2 separate regions of the Homo sapiens genome follow, and region 1 is linked to region 2. Evidence: chromatin contacts called from ENCODE Hi-C or POLR2A ChIA-PET data. All regions are on one chromosome and are shown on one strand. The core of a region is the stretch at or near the end of the contact, and the rest is flanking DNA. Distances in the headings are between cores, read along the strand shown. Region 1 has its middle 41 kb from the start of FBXO48. Region 2 has its middle 36 kb from the start of DNAAF10.

Region 1 (7,501 bases), core at 4,576-7,075, 300 kb before region 2:
TCCAAGTCCTGTCAGTTAGGGGGTTTATGGAGTTTCTATTCGGTAGGCATGATTGACTAATTAGTGGTCCCCAACCTTTTTGGCACCAGGGACCAGTTTCATGGAAGACAATTTTTCCACAGATGGGGGGTGTGGTTTCAGGACGATTCAAGCACATTACATTTATCATTCAATTCTCATAAGGATGACGCAACCTAGATCCCTTGCATACTCGGTTCACAATAGGATTCACACTCCTACGAGAATCTAATGCTGCTGCTGATCTGACAGGAGGCGGAGCTCAGGCGGGAATCCTTGCTCACCCACTGCTCGCCTCCTGCTTTGCAGTCCAGTTCCTAACAGGCCATAGACTGGTACTGGTCCACAGCCTGGGGGTTGGGGAACCCTGGACTAAATCATGGGCCATTGGTGACTGAGCTCAATCTCCAGCCCTTCTCCCCTCTCCAGAGGTTGGGGGAGGGAGGGAGTGCTGAAAGTTCCAACCCTGTAATCAACCATGTGATTCCTCTGATAACCACCAGCCTCCAAGAGTCACTTCATGAAAACAAACTCACATATGATGAAATAATATACAATAATTAATATAGATAACAAAAGACATTCCTCTTGCCTTTATCATCCAGGATTTTACAAGTGTTTAGGAGCTATGTGCCAGGAAATGGGGATGAAGACCTAATATATGTTTCTTATATTCTTAATGTATCACAATACCACAGCCTCCAAAAGTAATCTCTATTCTGACTTTTATAAATGTTGATTAATATTGCCTGAATTTAAACTTCACATAATTAAAATCATATAATTAATTCCTGCAAGATAGTGATTTAAAATAAGTCAGAAGTACTTTTTATTCCTGGCAATCTTTCTTACTCCCTTAGCCCCTTCAGAGAATAGTGAAGAACTCAGCTGCAAAAAAATTGATGTCAACTTTAGAGATAATAGTTATGAAAGCCAATGTTTTTCTTATCAAGTGCCAGGTTTTATTGCGAGAAGAAAGGAATTTTGAGTTTAGTTGAGCCAGAGCTAGAGGAGTATACCAAGCTTGTCTGACCCATGGCCTGTGGGCTGTATATGACCCAGGATTGCTTTGAATGTGACCCAACACAAATTCATAAGCTTTCTTAGAACACTGAGAGTTTTTTGTGATTTTTTTTTAGCTCATCAGCTATTGTTAGTGTTCTTGTATTTTATGTGTGGTCCAGGACAATTCTTGATCTTCCATTATGGCCCAGGGAAGCCAAAAGATTGGATATCCCTGGAATTTAGCATAGAATTCGTTTTAAAAGTTAACTAGACTTCCTGTCTCTGAACTTACAGTTTTTTCCTTAAAGGCCCCTGAACAACTGCACAGGCCATTCATCACTGTGTATGAGTCCATACACATATTATCACCAGGTGTCCCACTCAAATTCTGTCTGTAGGAAAGACTGCCCTTTGCTTTCAAGGCCAACCCTGGTGTCAGATTTGCATTGCAGTCCGAAGGATTTTCCTGCCCAAATTCTGCTTCCTTCCTTTTTTATCTCTCATGGGATTACTCCTTCCCCTTCTCATCAAACCTCCTCCACTTACTTCTGTCTCAGCTGCTTTCCAGAGAAACCAGCTGACCACTTCATACCTTTGGAGGAGTGATGTTTAGAAGAACGGAAGAAGAGCTATGTGCAAGTGCAGGGTGAGGCTGTATGCAGAGAATTACAGTAACTGCTTTATGTCATCGGGTAGGTGATGAGAACTAATACAAGAGGAAGAATTTAGAATGAGAACAGATAAAATAATATAAGTTCTCTCCTCTACTCTCGAGAATTTGGGGGAAAATTGGTGAGGTCATCAGCTTTCCCACAGAAAGTTGTACAAGACTGGAGTTACTTTATTTGGATGCCAAAGCAAAGGGCAACCCAGAAGGCTGGAGAATTCCTGGTACCGTGCATGCTAAATGCAGCAATAGGTTAGAATGATACTCCTGGGAAGAGTATGAGTAGGAAGGACAGAAAACAGCACTGATTAAAAGTGCAAACTCTGGGTTTGAATCCCATCTCTGCTATCCTACCTAGTTGTGTCACCCTGGCCAATTTACTTCACCTTTTTGAGCCTCAGTGTCATCATCTGTAAAATGGTGATAACAAAAGGAACTATCTCAAAGGGATAGGGTGAGGGTGAAATAAAACAATTCTTGAAAAGTACTTAACCGAGTTCCTGACCTAGACTACATATTCTGTAAACGGTTGTTTTCTTATTAAATTCTAGGAAACATCTGCCAGGGAAGGCAGATGATATTAAAGAAACAAGACCAGACCAGGGAATGTTATTATTCTCTCACACATAGATATAGTATTGCTATTGTTCAAGCAGAGCCTGTAGTTACAAGAACTTTCAAAAAGGACTTAGTTACTAAATGCATTAGAAATAATGTACAATTTCTACCCTACAGGTGCCACGTGACCTATTAAACATTTTATATAACCTTACTCATGGTTATGCTGAACTCTTAACATAGTGTTTCATCAATGTTTATTTAAACTTGCGGATATGCTGCAACCAGAAGCGGGGATTTCCAAATTGGTTAACCCCTATTCAAGGACAGTTGGGGGAAGCTCAGATGTTTTTTCTGGGTTTTTATGGTTTTTATTTGCAGCTGTGTTATTGCAACAGCAATCATATTGGTGCTGTGAACTTATGTAACAGAGAGAAAAGGTATAACACCAAGTAAAATGTATGAGACGCCCCTCGGAGAACCCTGCATTCCATTCCAGTACCCCGGCTTTAACTCTGTTGCTTCTCATCTCAAATCACAGTCTCCACATCTTGTCACCCTTTGCCTAGGCCTCAGCTTCCTTTCCTGATGAGCAACTTCAGATGAGGGGTGCATCTTGTTTCCTCAGTCCTCCAGGGTTCTCCTCCCGAACTGTCGTGAATGGTGAGACCCTGAAGACAATAGTCTATACCTGAAGCGGCCCAAAGACCTCCAAGCGGGAGCAATCCTTACACTGTGTTAAAAGTTTGCTTAACTTAGTGATTTCTCACCCTGGTACAGTCCTAATATGCAATTTTAACATTTTTTGAGCTTTCATTATGAACCAGGAACTGCCCTAAGGTATTTACATAATTGAAATATGTAAATTTTCTCATAGGATTTTGAATATGTAAATTTTCATAAGGATTGAATGTAATGTAATCCTTATATTAACCCTATGTACTATTATTCACATGCCCATTTTACTGATAAAAAATGAAGGCTGTGTTAAGTAACTGGCTGAAGGTCACCTAACCAGGAAGGAGCTGCTCTGCTATTAAACTGCCTCTCAGTGATAACTCCCTGGAAGAGATGAGACCTCTGGGAGACACCCACAGCCATTATTCTGCTCCTTCTAGTATCATAACAGACCCTAAGAATGGGACTGAACGTTAGTCTCTTTTTTATACATGTTCTTAGTTTCTACTTCTAAAACAAGTGTGCAAGGTTTTTTAAAATCAGAAAAAGATAAAGATATATTAAAAAGTAAAATATATCAAATTAATCTACAAGAAAGATCTTCTGGTCAGTTTTTTACTTCAAAAAGCATTTAAGGCCGGGTGTAGTGGCTCATGCCTATAATCCCAGCACTTTGGGAGGCTGAGGCAGGAGGATAGCTTGAACTCAGAAATTTGAGACTAGCCTGGCCAACATGGCAAAATCCCTGTCTCTGCAAAAAACACAAAAATTAGCTGGGCGTGATGGTACGCACTTGTAGTCCCAGCTACTCAGGAAGCTGAGGTGGGAAGATCGGTTGAGCCTGGGACATGGAGGCTGCAGTGAGCCAAGATCACACCACTGCACTCCAGCCTGGGTGACAAAGTGAGACACTGCCTCAAAACAGATGAAATAAAAAGCATTTAACCTTTTAAAGCCTCATTCCTTAGAGCAGCATATCCTAAACTATATACATATGACATCATCCAGGAATCTGGCTAAAATGCCCTCTTTGTTTCAGCTCCTGCATTACTAGTAGACTCCCAGGGGATGCTGCTGGTGGTGGTCTGTGGGTGATGCTTTTAGCAGCACTTTCACACCCCTGTGTTACGGCAAGGATACCCAGCATTTTGCCTATGCCAGAAGTCCAACCCCTCAACCCCACTCCGTATGCTAAAGCCCCCTGGCTCCTCCAGACTCTGGAGGGTATCCCACACTCCCTGGAGGGTATCCCAAACATATCCTTAACCTAATCTACCGACACACCCTTAACCTGCTGCTAGAGACTCCACACTGGCCCCTGGCACCGAGGCCATTCCCACTGACTTCCTCATTCTTGTCTTCAGATCACTAAGGACTTCTGATGGTCAAGGGCTTTTCTACCTCTGCACTGCATAGAGATAAATGCTCTCAATTCTCAGCTGAGGGGCCCCACATGTCTGTTCCAAATCTCCTCTCTTCTCAAGCTCCCAACAAGTCTTGTCACCCAAATCTCCCTCAACATATGACCTCATTTTTTATTTTAATTTAGAGCCATGTCAGGGGCCATTTGACACAAGCTGTGTCCTCTTTCTTCCTCTCAACCTCTATGGAACTCTATTTCTACATCCATCTCTACTTCCTTGTTCACATCAATGTGTCCTCCCTGCTTTCCACAGTCAATCCACTGTCTGGGCCATTGGCTCAATCCTTCTTCACCTCCTCCACCTCCTCTACCTCCTCCCAAATGCTCCTTCCTCATTTTCTTCTTCTCTTCCCATCTTTAGCAAACTCCTGTCCTCTATCTGCAACCTACAAATGTTCAGTTCTCCACTAAGAGAAACACCTTTCACCTGGTTCTTCCCATTTCTCTGATCCCCACCATTACTTAGATGACTCAGGCACATCATACACAAGCAAAATGAAGCCCCTGATTCTTCTCACCCTGCCACGCCACACCCCTGCACCTCCCCCCATCTTCCCAGCTCAGGAAATGGTCCTAGCTTTCACTCAGACCAAAAACCTAGGAGTCATCCTTCATTTGGCTTTCTTCTTAGACCCTACCCCTTCAACATCATTTTGCACATCCTGTTGATGTTTCTACCACCACAATATAGTCCAAAGCTGACCCCTTGTCACTATTTGCGGTGTACCAACTGGATCTAAACCACATTTATTCCTTGAATGAATTATTCAGCATCTTCCCGTCATATTTCCAACTTCAACTCTTGCCCTATACAGTCCATTCTTCACAAAGCAGCCTAAGCGAGTTTAGAAGTTGTAAATCTAATCAAGTTACTTCTCTGTTTAAAATCTACTTATAGCATCCCCTTGCACTTAGAGTAAAACACAAACTCCTTCTCTGCTTCTCTGATGTCTTCTACCACTTTCCCCATAGTTTATCAAGCACCAGATATACTGTGCTCAATCTATGCACTTTCTCTTTGTATAGACTGGAATGTGCTCATTGTGTGCCATGTTTCATTTTCATCATAGCACTTTTAATATCTGCAATTGTCTTCATCATTTACAGACTATCTCTCTCACACTAGAATGCAAACTCCATAACAGTGGTGATCTTGCCTGCCTTACTCACCTAGCAGTGAACAAGCACCTAGTGGGATCTAATAAATACAGGCCTCTTGAACAAGTAAATTAATGAGTTAACCTATTACTCCTGGTAGCTACAAGCCAGTTCTCCACTAGGTAATTCACTGTAGCAAACTTCTGAAATGAATAATCTATGACCATTGCTTTCTTTTTTTCACCATTGTTCCCCATTTTCTCTGTAGTGTAACTTCTCCCTTCACCATTCTTTTGAAACTTCTGCCCTGAAGGTCACCACGGCACTTTAATGACCAAAACAAACCGTCTTTTTTAAGATCTCAGCCACCTTAACCTTTGTGAATTTGACATTGTTAACCACTTCCCTTTTCTTGAAGAATCTCTCCTCTCCCTAGGCTTCTGAGTCACTTCTTCTGCAGACCAAATCTTTACCAACCCTTTTGCTGGCTCATCTTTCTACTCCTGATCTCCACTCATGAGTCTTCTCAGGTGACCTATATCAATTTCTCAATTCTACATATTCGTTTTTGGTGAACGCATCTCCTAGGACTTCAGCTGTTACTTCTTTGCTCATGAGTCTAAGTCAGTCTCTGCATCCTGACTCTCTCCCCTTACCTTCAAACTCATGTTCCAAATCCATCCTCATGCTATGACTTTCCTTTTTCTCTTAAGGAACTGCTCTTCCCAAAGAATGGAAAACACCTCTTAACTCTCACCATCTTACTCATTGCAATCTGTAGATTCTTCCTTTGAAATGGTTCTGTTCATCATTCTTTCTGCTACTGACACTCTTCTCACCTCCCATAGAGATATACTACAGTAGTCCACTAATTAATTTCCCCATCTCTGGAGTCACCTTCTGATATGGTTTGGCTGGGTCCCCACCCAAATCTCATCTTGAATTGTAGTTCCCATAATCCTCACATGTCATAGGAGGGACCTGGTGAGAGGTAATTGAATCATGGGGGCAGTTTCCCCCTTGCTGCTCTCATGATAGTAAGTTCTCATGAGATCTAATGGTTTTATAAGGGGCTTCCCCCTTTGCTTGGCTCTCACTCTTCACCTTCCTGCTACCAGGTGAAGAAGGATGTGTTTTCCACCCCCCTGCCCCCACCCCCACTACTGCCATGATTGTAAGTTTCCTGAGGCCTATCTAGTCTTGCAGAACTTTTAAACTTCTTTTCTTTATAAATTACCCAGTCTTGGGAAGTTCTTTATAGCAGCATGAGAATGAACTAATACACCTTCCTCCAAGCTAGCTACATCCAGGCCCCCTTTAATAAATGGCTCCCCATTGCCTACAAGGAAAAAAGGCAACACTCAGGTTCTTTAGTTATTCATTCAACACAAATAGTACCTAAAGCCAGTTTTCTGGACTTTCCTCAACATTTCCACTTTCTTACTTTTTAGGGTATTTTCTAGAAGTGAAGATATAATTCCATCACAGTGATCATCTATGTGGTTCAGTGGCATTAATCTTTCTCAACAGATGCTAAGCCCCAGAGGGCAGGATTGAGTCTTCACTTTTCTGCACCTGTGTAACACATCCAGCTCAGGAGATGTTCAATTAACATTTGTTCTATCAATTTCTTTTGACACATAAATCTTCTAAATCCATTTGCAGAGAAGAAGAATCAGATAATAGATAGAAGTGAACAATTACAATAATAAATATGATGGGCCGGGCACAGTGGCTCATGCCTGTAATCCCAGTGCTTTGGGAGGCCAAGGAGGGCAGATCATGTGGTCGAGAGATCAAGACCATCCTGGCCAACGTGGTGAAACCCCATCTCTCTAAAAACACAAAAATTAGCTGGGCATGGTTGCAGGTGCCTATAGTCCCAGCTGCTCGGGAGGCTGAGGCAGGAGAATCACTTGAACCTGGGAGACGGAGGTTGCAGTGAGCCGAGATCGTGCCACTGCACTCCAGCCTGGCGACAAAGCAAGACTCCATCTTAAAAAATAAATATATAAAGAAATAAATATGATTAAATCACTGTAAATTTTAACAAT
Region 2 (7,365 bases), core at 2,649-5,148:
TTTTAAAAGGCAGGTTGGTTATGCTTACCCAGGAAACCTCTATCTCCGAATGTCTGGCCACTCTCACTGTGTTGTGGAGCCCCACCTCCCTGCTTTGGATGAGACTAGACTGCCAGGCGCCATTCTCAGGGCCATACCCAGCAGTCCCAATAAAACGGGGCTTAATGCTGCTCTGAGAGCTTGGGGGCACTGGGCCCATGCTGCACTCAGACTTATCAGGACCTGCTAACAGAAGTCCTGTGCATTGTCCAACCAGCTGAGGACTCAGGGCTGCTAGGACAATGTCCTCTATTATTCCACCCTAAGTACCTGCATATTGCCTGGAGTGGTGAGAAATTCTTTACTCATCCATTTTCCCTACTGGGTCTAGGATGGACAAATGGCAGTATGAAAACTGTGAATCTTTGTTACTGTGTAGGGATCTAGAGGCTAAACCCTTGTCCTCAACCCCAGAACCAGAAAAATGGTTATTAATCAGGACAGCACAGTGAAAGCAGATGCAGATTATCCTCACAGTGCATGGCCATTAATGCAGTTGTCCATAGGTTTTGTATATTTTACATCAAACATCAAGCTTGAATGAAGGAACAGGATTTTGACTTTGTGTTTTTAACTTGAAGCATGAGATTCTAGGTAAAAGGGCTGTGACCAAGTACAGCTGCATTTATACAGTCATGGTGGAGGAATTTTATGAAGGATTCTTTAACAACTGAACTTTGCTTATGGTGTTCTGATCCAACTCTATCCCTAAGCCAACTTAAAACCAGATCACTCAGCAATACCCTTTATACAACACTTTTTTATTTTAATTGAGACTGAGTCTTGCTCTGTCACCCAGGAAGAGTGCAGTGGCGTGATCTTGGCTCACTGTAACCTCCGCCTCCTGGGTTCAAGCACTTCTCCCACCTCAGCCTCCCAAGTAGCTGGGATTACAGGCATGTGCCACCACGCGCAGTTAATTTTTTTTATTTTTAGTAGGGATGGGGTTTCGCCATGTTGGCCAGGCTGGTCTCAAACTCCTCACCTCAAGTGATCTGCCTGCCTCGGCCTCCCAAAGTGCTGGGATTATAGGCATGAGCCACTGCCCCTGGCCCCTTAATACAACATTTAATAAATGTTGGGCCAGGCGCAGTGGCTTACGCTTGTAATCCTAGCACTTTGGGAGGCCAGGAGTTCAAGACCAGCCTGGGCAACATAGTGAGACACTGTCTCTACAGAAAATTTTTTTTTTAAATTAGCTGGGTGTGGTAGCACAGCTTATAGTCCCAGCTGCTTGGGAGGCTGAGGCAGGAGGATCACTTGAGCCAAGGAGGTTGAAGCTGCAGTGAGTGGTGACTGTGTTACTGCACTCCAGCCTGGGGAAAATGAGAGACCCTGTCTCAAAAATAAATAAATAAATAAAAGCAAATGTTGGTGGGTGATTAAAATGATAAAATAATGATAAAACAAGTAATTAGGAAAAAAAAGTCCATCTTAACCTCTGGCCTGTTTTTTGAAGGCATTGTTGTTGATTAGGGTTAGGTTCAGCTGCGGGTAACTGAAAACCCAAAATAAAGATTACGCATTATCCAGTGTGCCTGTTCCAGTTGAACCATCACATCCACATTCCAGACATCAGAAAAGTAGGAAAAGTAAGAAAAAGAACATCTTGCACTTTGAAGAGCACTTTTGCTTGTATCCATTGGTGATGATTTGGTCCTGTGTCTCGGTCTCACCTATCACAGTGAGACCGAGAAGCATAAACCTGATTGTGTGCAGTGTTATACCCGGCTACCATTTGGGAGTTCTGGTCCTGAGGAAGTAGGGAAATGGATGTTGGGAGGTGTAACTGGATTCTGCCGCCCTGACAGAGCCGTCAAGCACGGCCTCCCTGGCTGCGTCCTCCCATGAGGTGAAAACTAGGGCGCTACCAATGCGTGCTTCCTTAGGCCAGATCTGGGTCTTGGCACCCAATACTCCCTTTTGGCAATTGTATCTTCTCCATCAGCTCTTGTAAACCAGACACCATGGAATCCCTTGGTTTTTTAAGTTACTTTTATTATCCTTTATGTGCACCAATGCAAGCCCAGCCCAGTACAAAAACAGGAAAGGAAAACTCCCCCTACACACTCAAATTGATCTTCATACTACATTTCTTTTCTTGGGAATTTGTTTGTACTTAATAATAACTTCTTTCGAATCCCAAATACCTTTTCCACTCAGGGGCAGTACAAAGTCACGCGCAGTAGAACATGAACGGCGCAGCTTACCTCATGCGTGTCCATAAACTCACCAAAGGAACTTGAAGGGAGAACAGTGTCTTTATGATCCGGCGTGTCTTGGTACCTGCTTAAAGTCACTTTTGCTTGTGATTTAGCTGGATACACTTTGCATATATACATGAAAAATAATTTTTTTTCTGGGAATGTCTAAGGACTATCCAACACACAAAATGATTTCATCCTTTTCTGAATGAGAACAGCCCGAAAGTTTCTGGCAAATACGCAGGGTTCGTGAGATATGAAATTCAATTATGTCGTGGTACATAAGGTCCGCCTCTTCACGACTTTCAGTGGATTTTCTTCCCCTGGGAAGGAGGCCCCTCAGCCGCACGTTCCGAATCCCAGGCCGTCCTTGTACCTGAAGACCCAGTGGTGCGCTGCCCCCTTGTGGGAGATGTGGGCATTGCAGACCTTTCAACACAAGGAAACGGAATTTGTCTTTCAAATGCAGCTGGAAAAATCTATCCTGTTTAATTCCCAGGAGGCACGCAAGCCAAACTGGACCTTGAGAAAGACATTATCTTACAGAAATGTCTTCCAAAAATGTGATTGTGTTTATGAAGAAAACCCACTTTGTATATAACAACACTGCATAGCATGCCTATGCTTCTTTTTACAGAATGGGTTTTTTAACCAAAAGTTGGATCATTAGCTTTATTATAGATTCAGTCTTACTGGTAGCATCACAAGGCTAACTTCCAAGAGAAAATATTTGGCTTTTTATAAAGTGAGGAATTATTTTGTAAAGTAAATAGTACATGCCTCTATCTCCTACCAACCGTTTATTCTGTAAATTCTGATTTTAACGAAGCATTTCTCAGAGTAAGGACTTCTTTATACCATCACTTAACTTCCTGCAGGAATTCTAGAATTTCTCTCCATCTTCTTTGCACCAGATCCAATGTTTTGTTTTGTTTTGTTTTGTTTGAGACAGAGTTTTGCTCTTGTTGCCCAGGCTGGAGTGCAATGGCACGATCTCAGCTCACTGCAACCTCCGCCTCCTGGGTTCAAGCGATTCTCCTGACTCAGCCTCCCAAGTAGCTGAGATTACAGGCGCCCACCACCACGCCCGGCTAATTTTTGTATTTTTAGTAGAGACGGGGTTTCTCCATGTTGATCAGGCTGGTCTCGAACTCCTGACCTCGAGTGATCCGCCTGCCTCGGCCTCCCAAAGTGCTGGGATTACAGGCATGAACCACCGTGCGCAGCCATATAGCCACTGTTTTTAAAAGCCATTTCTGCACTACCAAGTTAGTGAGTAGCAGCCCTCCACCTGCCCACCTTTGGCGTATGGACCATGCAGCTAAAAGAAGCAACACAAAATAAACTGTGGTCAAAAGAGACTCACAGTTCTCCCTCACACCGGAGGCTGAAGACACTCACACTTCCTCCTTTTAAGTCTTCAACTTTTCTTCTTTATGACACCCAAGGCTTTCATGGCCAGTCAGAACGTCAGTGCCAGAAGAGGCCTTTGAGACCTCTGCACTCAATTTCTGCATTTGAAGACAGACCCAGGCCCTCATCTCCTGACCCCTCATCCAGTGATATTCTCCTGCACCTCCCTGAGGAGTTGCTCAACACTCTGATCCCTCCGAGAAGCCTGGGGTACCTCTAAATTTAACATGCCAGAAACCGAGAACTCTATGCAAACAACACCACTGCTCAGAGGTGATAAGGGTAAGCAAATAAACCACCAGGGAGAAACAGAAGCAGAGTTTTGGCTCTCACCACCCTGTAGATAAACAAGTGTTTGATCTGGGCTGAGCACATCCCTCATCTGGTGAGAGATAACATTCACACTCAGAGGGAGTCTGTGCTTGCAGCCAACAGGTTTGGAACCCTATTGAGCGCTGACCTGGCCGCACACAGACTGAACTAGGGCTCAGGAATGATGGACCAGGGGAAATTTTGTTACCACCCAGGGGGAAAGAGAGGGTCTTCCTGCATTCCTAAGAGCTCACAGGCTAAAGGGCCCTAAGAAAGCAGACACAGAAGACACAGAAGCCTCAGCTAAGGGGGAGTCCTGACGGCCACAGTCCCCACTAATCCACTATGGGCCACTTAGGGCTTGTTGTGAATTTTCCAATCTGTTCCGTAAAGCTTCCTAGGAAGAATGTCAGAAGCCTTATTCTCTTGCTCTCGGTTGAGGCTATGGAAGCTAAAGAAAGCAGTATATGCCAGGCGAGGTGGCTCACACCTGTAATCCCATCACTTTGGGAGGCCAAGGCAGGTGGATCAATTGAGGCCAGAAGTTTGAGACCAGCCTGGCCAACATGGTGAAACCCCATCTCTATTAAAATACAAAAAATTAGCTGCATGTGGTGGCATGCACCTGTAGTCCCAGCTACTTAGGAGGCTGAGGCAGGAGAATCGCTTGAACCTGGGAGGCAGAGGTTGCAGTGAGCTGAGATCACGCCACTGCACTCCAGCCTGGGTGACAGAGTGAGACTCCATCTCCAAAAAAAAAAAAAAAGAAAGAAAGAAAGACAGTGAATGAGGAGTAAACTTGGAGGGAAACCAGTGGCCTGTCTCTAGAGTCTTGATCAGGATCACATTTATAAAGATGATAATGTTGACAATAATAATAATAGCTGCTAATATTTGTGGAGTGCTTACTATATTGTTTCTCTCATGTTGTATTTTTAAATCCCCACCACAAAACTCTGGGGTAAATACTATAGTTTGTTGTTGTTGTTGTTTTGAGATGGAGTCACTCTGTTGCCCAGGCTGGAGTGCACTGGCATGATCTCGGCTCACTGCAACCTCCACCACCCAGGTTCAAGCGATTCTCCTGCCTCAGCCTCCCGAGTAGCTGGGATTACAGGCGTGAGCCACCATGTCTGGCTAATTTTTGTACTTTTAGTAGACATGGGGTTTCACCATGTTGGCCAGGCTGGTCTTGAACTCCTAACCTCAGGTGATCCACATGCCTTGGCCTCCCAAAGTGCTGGGATTACAGGCGTGATAATAAACTCTTAACCTCACCATTTTTGTATATAAGTGGAGGTCGTCAGAGCACTTTTTTCATCCATTTTGCTACTTGGACTTAAGGATGAAAGTCCTATTACAAACTGTTGTCACAGTGAATGTTGGCATTGGGAAGGGTGCTGGGGAGAACAGGGAAAGAGCACAGGAGCCTGAAAGGGGAGGAGGGGGAAGGGATTTCCACACACTCTCGCCACAGCCTGTTACCGTCTCCACGGCAGCAGAGCAGCAGGTTGCCTCCCCATGCCCACTCTCCCCTCCCGCCTCAACAACAGGAGCCCATTTTAATCACAGCACATAATAAAGACTGTATCTCCCAGTCTCCCTATCAGCAAGGTGTGGACACTGTGGAGCATGAGGATGGGCCTGTCGTCCAGAGGGGGTAAAAACAAAAGCATAAGGAGTCTGGCCCTGGTGATCTGGGAGCCACCATACCTGCCCTAGGCTGTTTACCTTGATGACTTTGACAATAGACAAAAATACTTGTTTCTTGTTTAAGCCAATAAGAGGTTAGGGCTTTCCCTTGTATTCATGAATGAATGTCTTCGTACATTTTGTGATGCTATAAAAGAATACCTGAGGCTGGGTAATTTATAAAAGAAAGACGCTTATTTAGCTCACAGTGCTGCAGGCTGAGAAGTTCAAGGGCACAGCCCCGGCTTCTGGTGAGGTCCCTCACTCATGCTGCCTCACAAGATGGTGGAGAACGTCAGAGGGGAAGCAGACATGTGAGAAGAGAGGGAAAGCCGAAGGGCGTCTGACTTTATAACAACCCACTCTCGGGAATGAATCCATCCCCACGAGAACTAATTCAGTCTCACAAGAGACAGAGCTCACTACTGGGAGAACAGCACCAAGCCATTTATGAGGGATCCACCGCTATCACCCAAACACTTCCCACTAGACCCCGTGCCCCAAGAGCACCACATCGGGGCTCAAATTGCAACATGAGCTTTGGTGGTGACAAACCAACCATATCTAAACCACAGCAGAGACCTAATCCTAACTACTAGCTGCTAACTTCTAAAAATTTTTACAGAGGGGAAACAGGCTCAGTGAAAGTAAGTAACTTTGTCCAAAGACATGCAAATATTACCCAGCAGAATTCGGTTTTGAATCTGTCTGTCTGATCCAAGACTTCATCTTTCCAGCATGGTCTATACTAACAAATGTAATTGGACATGCGTGTATGTGGTGCTTTATAATTTGCAAATATTTTCTTATATATTATGCAGTGTCTACAGTTTGGAATTTTTTGGCTGCAAGCAACAGAAATAGACTCTGAATAACTTATATGAAAGAGGACTCTTAGGAAGATTTAGGGTAGTAAATTAGACAGAGATCAATTAGAGAAGCAAAGCACTAGGGATTTCTTTCTTTCTTTTTCCTTTTTTTTTTTTTTAGATAGTCTCCCTTCTTTGCCCAGGCTGGAATGCAATGGCACCATCTTGGCTCACTGCAACCTCTGCCTCCCAGGTTCAAGCAATTCTCCTGCCTCAGCCTCCCAAGTAGCTGTGATTACAGGCACGTGCCAGCACCCCTGGCTAATTTTTGTATTTTTAGTAGAGACAGGGTTTCATCATGTTGGCCAGGCTGGTCTTGAACTCCTGACCTCAAGTGATCTGCCCACCTCAGCCTCCCAAAGTGCTGAGATTACAGATGTGAGCCACCGCACCCGGCCTCTTTCTTTTCTTTTTTTTTTTAATAACATAATGGGTTTATATTTACTATAGTACTTCTCATCAGGAGGATGTACTCAGTTAATATAAAGTTGTTTTCTTAACATTAAATCTCTTTTCTATGTCAATGTCTATATTGTTTTTTCTGTTTTTTTATTTATTTATTTATTTATTTATTTATTTATTTATTTATTTATTTATTTTGAGACAGAGTCTTGCTCTGTAGCACAGGCTGGAGTGGTGCAGTGGCACAATCTCAGCTCACTGCAACCTCCTTCTCCCGGGTCTGGGTCCCAGTTCAAGCAATTCTCCTGCCTCAGCCTCCTGAGTAGCTGGGATTACAGGCACACGCCACCATGCCCAGCTAATTTTTGTATTTTTAGTAGAGACGGGGTTTCACCATGTTGGCGAGGCTGGTCTTGAACTCCTGACCTCAGGTG

Evidence for each region. A loop is a pair of places that touch in the nucleus more often than their neighbours do. ChIA-PET counts read pairs that join two places held with the same protein, here RNA polymerase II (POLR2A). Pooled maps may share reads with other maps.
Region 1: a loop to region 2 is called in a map with no recorded cell type, with 7 times the contacts of the local background. The contact joins two enhancer-like sites. A Hi-C loop is called at or near these places in 10 of 168 maps with a recorded cell type or tissue (dorsolateral prefrontal cortex, gastrocnemius medialis, heart left ventricle and 6 more), 7 of 37 single-sample maps with no recorded cell type and 6 of 50 pooled maps. POLR2A ChIA-PET finds 5 or more read pairs at or near these places in 1 of 52 experiments (activated CD4-positive, alpha-beta T cell).

What each region holds. Positions count from the first base shown.
Region 1 is chr2:68,422,460-68,429,960 of GRCh38, reverse strand. No RefSeq gene overlaps it. Among named protein-coding and RNA genes, the nearest start is that of FBXO48, 41 kb to the left of the region's middle. RefSeq lists enhancers at 5,618-5,727, 5,848-6,087 and a silencer at 6,428-6,497. Within about 2 kb of position 5,825, at least 7 of the 41 ENCODE cell types and tissues checked have a DNase peak (open chromatin) inside an H3K27ac peak, as active enhancers do.
Region 2 is chr2:68,117,849-68,125,213 of GRCh38, reverse strand. It overlaps the pseudogene PPIAP64. Among named protein-coding and RNA genes, the nearest start is that of DNAAF10, 36 kb to the left of the region's middle. RefSeq lists enhancers at 2,483-2,777, 3,626-3,705, 3,716-3,885, 4,116-4,275. Within about 2 kb of position 3,898, at least 4 of the 41 ENCODE cell types and tissues checked have a DNase peak (open chromatin) inside an H3K27ac peak, as active enhancers do.